Linked DNA regions of Homo sapiens: region 1 is linked to region 2. A link is a loop called in an ENCODE intact Hi-C map of the cell type or tissue named here. Cell type or tissue: Calu3. All regions are shown on one strand. Each heading gives the region's core, and the rest is flanking DNA. Links, peaks and the distances in the headings are about the cores only.

Evidence for each region. Hi-C counts contacts between places; a loop is a spot of excess contacts. Peaks named below come from ENCODE experiments on the same cell type or tissue, not always from the same donor. Only the 100,000 strongest peaks of a DNase experiment are listed, where the experiment ranks them.
Region 1: it touches region 2 in a loop (4-fold over the local background); 18 of 110 quality-filtered maps call a loop at or near these places.

What each region holds. Positions count from the first base shown.
Region 1 is chr6:126,039,292-126,042,219 of GRCh38, reverse strand. It overlaps a transcript of TRMT11 not described here. Among named protein-coding and RNA genes, the nearest start is that of TRMT11, 54 kb to the right of the region's middle. In Calu3, for the core only: no CTCF peak of the experiment used is centred there; a DNase peak (open chromatin) is centred at 1,239.
Region 2 is chr6:126,655,981-126,658,908 of GRCh38, reverse strand. No RefSeq gene overlaps it. Among named protein-coding and RNA genes, the nearest start is that of MIR588, 170 kb to the right of the region's middle. In Calu3, for the core only: a CTCF peak has its summit at 1,157 (motif pointing right); no DNase peak of the experiment used is centred there.

The sequences.
Region 1 (2,928 bases), core at 255-2,754, 620 kb after region 2:
GACAGGAATGTGCTGGTCTCTATGATTCTATGACCAGATAGAATCACAGTATGTTTACCATTCCATTATAATTCTTTACACTCTAGACACTATGTTCTCAAACCACTCTGTTTTAGAGAAGATCTCAATGTTTTAGTAAAGTACAAACACCATCAGTCTGCTGTTATTGTCTCCATGTGTATGTTCTGGATTAAGGCACTTTTTTTTGTTTGGATTACAAACCACATTACTTGATAAATATCTGAGAAAAATGGGAGTGGGTAAGTCGGAAATCAAAGTAGATTTCACTTATTCTATGAATACAGTCCTTCTAAGAACAAAGATTCTTGCAAGTGTTTAGTTTTCTAAATAACTTTAAAATGGAACAGAACCATAGCCCAGCAAAAAGAGCCAAGGTTCTTATTTTGGAATAATTTATTCTCTTTTGGTCAAGCAGGTCAACAATAAGGTCATCAATTGCCTTGGCAACACTCACCTCCATTTCCACCACTGCAATGCATTAATGAGTTTATTTATGCCTTGCTTTATCTACAAAGAATTTTTTTCCTGTTAGAACTATTAACATGAGCCTAGTTCCACTGTGCTTTTTCAAGGGAGATTTATTACAATGGGATGGAAAATAAGATCATTTCCCAAAAAAGTCACCTTCAGTTTTCAACAGAGAAACATTATGTTTTATTCCATATCTCTTTGGATAAGCAATATTTGATAATATTTCCAGCATAAGATGTCAGCAGTTCTTCTAACACCAAACGACTAAGAACTTTTATTCAAGAGCCAGAGTTGCTTATATTGGCATCTATATAACACAACCTCAACGTCTAATTTCCTGGTGTTGAAAAAAAGTCAAATCCCTGCTTCTTTAATTTACGAGTATAAAACATATTACCTTAAAAGCTATTTCCATGTCTCAAACTTTTAAAGCACAATTTTAACCCAATAAAATAAACACACCCACTACAATGCCTCCCGTGATGTTAACACATACTCTACTTTCCCCTACAAAACTTGAAATAAGGTTGTTGTTGTTGTTTTTTGTTTTGTTTTTACTTATAATTGCCATCCTTCTTAAATATGTAGGGAATCTCAATATTTGAGTGAGTTTTCTCAACAAGGAAATAGTGGCAATACTGACTTACCTCCCAGAGCTTAAACAGTTTGAAAATGTTTTATTGCTCAATCCTTGTATTTAAAGAGTTAGTCATAAGGAAATCAGTGGCAAGCTGGCCCAAAGCTGGGTCACCCTGGGCAGGAAGTGGCTGAGAAAATTGTAGCAGATTTTAAACTTTTCAAAATCTGCTGGCCACTTTGGCTAAACACAAAGACCACCTACTCCACTATTTCCTCCCAGCTATTAGAGCAAAAAGTACTCACCAGAATAGACGGGAAGGAGGCACCTCTGATGAACACCACCAAGGTAACCGTCTGGAGTTTATGGATATTTAATATATGCCAGAAACAAAATTATACATTTTGTCATATTATAAACATTAAAATAGGCCAGTCCACAGACCACCTAGAATTCCTTCACAGATTATACTGTAAATCCAAACTACAGGACTTTCTGAAATGCAGGCAATTTGCTAGGTGATATTGTTGCTGTAAGCACATGAGGAATACAGTGGTAACATAGAAAACCAGAGCAATCCTGGAAAGGATCTGCTGTAACTTACGCCGAAAGTAATAAGATCCTAACGCCAAAAAATAAAACTCTCTCGTTAAAATAAGAGGGCTTGAGACCTATGCTCTAAAACCAAAATAGTTTGGAAGTAATCAGGTTTCTTTTTTATTTATAAGTACCAACTAAACAAATTATACTCTGAGCCTAGTGACATTTCAGGAATGGGAAACTGAACTTCCTGATTAATACAAAAATAAGCCTCATAATAGGAATCATAGTTTAGAAGACCTCAATTAGTAGTAATAACAAATAATTTCAAATATTTTTTAAGTGTTGGATAATTTTTAAGGATAATGTGACTAAAATTAATATTCCAACTTTCCAGAACTATTTGGACTAATCTTTGTGACCACCCAAAAAAGGGGCTAAGCTAAAATCTCATATTCCAAATTGAGTCAGTGACAAAGTTTCAAACTCACCTCCCATATAACCTCGAAACATTTTAAATAAGATGGTTTAAACAGAAAAACTGAAAATAAATCATCCTTGAATACTTTTAGATTTCCCCCCAGTGTACCACAAATCACATCCAGAAACCCAAACAAAATAATCAGTGAAATGTTTGAGATCTGCTGCTGAAATCCTGAACTGCAAGACAAGAAAAAGAGAGCAAAGCAGATAGCCTGATGTCTCTTTGCTTGGGCAGCACTATACTTTTAGAGGTCCTAAGCTGTGCACATTAATACTCTGAGTCCATAAAAGTCAGCAGTAACACTAAAATAATAATAATAATAAATACAGGCTCTGGTTAGAGAGAGAGGATCCATTTACTGCCACCCTGCTGAGGTACATTTGACCACCAAAGGCAAGAAAGCTATTAGCATCCTGAATTAATGGGTATAGTGGTTTTCAAGCAAGATATTTTCATGATGGACACAATGTGGACTCAGCAAAGTTTCTCCTTCAAGAAAAATATAGCTTCTATTTCAAAGGGCACTGATTAGGCTTAATACCATTAAGGAACCATCAAGCATTTGTGTTGCTGTTACTGCTTTTAACTATCCGTTACTTTCTAAACCAAAAATTGTGGGTAGTTAACTTGAGCAACAGTCAACGGTTAGGAATGCAGGAGCAAATCCAAGGTACAAAAGAGCTTCAAATGTAGACAGGCCTTAAGGAGTTTGGAATCTTTCTAGGTTGTCAGGTCTTAGCCTTTCTTATCATCACTATTAGCATTGTTATTCCTTCCTTGTCTGGAATTTCTAAATAAAAATTTATTTCCCTCATCACATCCCCCATGAAGACAA
Region 2 (2,928 bases), core at 208-2,707:
CTGTCTTCTTCCTACACATAGACACACATACATATAGACACACACCATGGTTCTTGGAAATTCCCAGGGATATAAATTTGAAACAAGGTAGTATTGTTGTAAGGGTCATCAAAAAGTCAATACATATTAGGTCACTGTCATTCTCAACAAGATAAACACTGGAATCTTGAGAGAAATTGTAGGGATCATCAATCAATTTATTATATTCTAAAAAATACATGAAACTCCAATGTGCATTAAAATTTAGGAAGAACCTAGAAATCTTATGACTAGGTTAGTTCTAATCCCCAGAATGTCTCTAACCCATGCTCCAGCCTAGAAAATTAAGTGTATTGTGTGAGAGAAGCAAAGTAAGTAAAAGCTGTAAATCTCATAAGAATGGAAAAATGTCTACTTTAATTAACGGTTGTATACCCTGCACTGTGCACAGAACCTGTGACATGATTAGTTCTTCTTAAGTGTTTGTTGAGAAGTTAACTGAATGAGTGAATGGATGATTGGAAAAATTAGAAGTCAATTTTTTAATCTAAAATCAGTAAATTAAAGAAAAATTTATTGAGACTCCATAAAATAATAAGCAAGGCATACAACCTCCAGCCTCACATATTGCATATTATGAAGCACTCATAGACTAACATATTCTATATCATTAATTATGGCTACTCTAAAATCTTCCAGAGGTCTGGAGTTCCTAGTCTTCATCTTTTATCTCCAAACATGACTTAAACTATTAGAAGAATGTGTATCTTTCACCCATTTGGGAAGGAGGGCTTTGTTACTATATTAAAATCATAATCACAAGAAGTCTAGTGGTTACTGGAAACTATTGTGATTGCCTTCTAATAGGAACATTTCCAAACTTCTCCCTTAATGTGGTTGCAATTTTGAATACTTGATGTGAGAAAGTCAGTGTGGTAAAAGATACAAAATACTTAAATTTCTCTACTACAACAAAGACCTGGAGGAAAAGTCTTGAGTTGTGCAAACAATTCATCTTAGTTGTTATCACCACTTAAAAACATTTATACTAATGTAAAAACGCCAAGAAGAGATCGTTTTCCTCTGTCTTTTGAATGTAAAATATCAGAAGGAAATTTTGTTTGGCTGCCTCTTCAAAGAACAAATCACTTGTGTGTAAACAACACCAGTCCAACAGAGGGAGCTAAGTGCACACAGGGATTGAGGGAGAGGGTAAAGATTATTAGATTATAGTCAGACATATATTTTATTCCCTGAATTCCATCCTACTCCTCCCTTAGAAGGACCCATTGACCACAGTGGGGATAGAGAGTTGATTCCGAAGCCCACTGCCATGACTTATCTCATTTTTAAATCTCTTTTCCACTCCTCCTTTTGTTCTTACTTTTCCTTTAGCTTCTCCTGCTTTCTTGATGCAATTTCTTTCTCTCTCCTATTTTCGTTTCCTTCATGTCCTACATGCTAGCTCTGACAACGAATTTTATGACTATTCCACACAATGCAAATGGCATATAAAAACTTATAAAATCCTAACTAAAAAATATACAAATAAAAGATGTCGGGGGGATTCAAGGGGCTGAAAATAAACGGTACTCTAATTTGATTAAGGGAAAATAAATATACACTAGGATTTTAAAGAATATACTAAAATCACCATTCTACTTAAGCAAATCTAAAATGATTGATAATCAGAGGGGTCTTACTTAATAATATGCTACAGATCAAGAAAATATTCCAAAATAAACAAACATGAAAACCTTGTTTGTTTGAAAATCATGCTTTTGAGAAGAATGCTGTATTTCAAATTTCTTATATTTTTATCATCATTTAACCTTTAATAACATTGAAACCTGAGCTACGCCCATCAAAGTAGAGACGGCACCTATTCTATTTCTTGTATAATCCATATAAGAACAAACATGTCTTTTCAATACCGATTTTAGTAGAAGCTTACATATAAAATATAGGTATGTGCACAAAAGTATAATCTTGGCATCAAGGGAAATCCTGGATAATTATAAAGAAGACACAGCTATTAATGTTTATGTGTTAACTGGTATTTTTATCATCATATTACCTTAATTCATTCTTCTTCATCTTTTTGATTAGCTTTCTCCTATCTGATACACAGGTTCCGAATGATTTTCTTCCTTATTTGGAATGCCTTCTCTATCTTTTGTACTCAAATATGTCCATTTTTTAAAGTTCAAATTAAGTTTCATCTCTCATAGTTTCTGGAGTTGATTGAGAATTTGGCCATGCAGATACACAATTGGTAATCTAGAACTGCTAGAAATCATAAGGATATACTTATGTACTTCCATGGAAAACATTTTTTAACTGTTTGAAAGAAAGAGGGATTTTTTTTCATTGTCACTTGGTATGTAATCTTTAATTTTTTATTAGTACAAATTTATGGGATACACATGAAATTTTGTTACATGTATATAATCTAGAGTGATCTAGTCAGGGTATTTTGGGTGTTCACTTGAGTACAATACATTTTTGTTTAACTACAGTCACCCTACTCTATCAAACATTGAAATTTTTACTTTTATTTATCTGTAAATTTGTACTCTTTAATTAACTTCTATTTGTCCTTCCTCTCCCCTGATTCACCCTTCCCAGTCTCTGTTCTCTATCTTTCCACTCTCTACTTCCATGTGATCAGAATTTTTAGCTCCCACATATAAGTGAAAGCATGTGATAGTTGTCTTTTGTGCCTGGTTTATTTCACTTAAGAGAATGATCTCCAGTTTCATCCATGTTGATGCAAAAAACATTATTTTATTCGTTTTTATGGCCTAATAAAATTCCATTTTATATATATAATGGCCATAAAAAGGAATACATGCACGCACACACACACAAACCACATTTTCTTTATCCATCCATTCGTGGACACTTAAGTTGACAATGTATTGGTAAATCATTTTTCTCTAAGACATT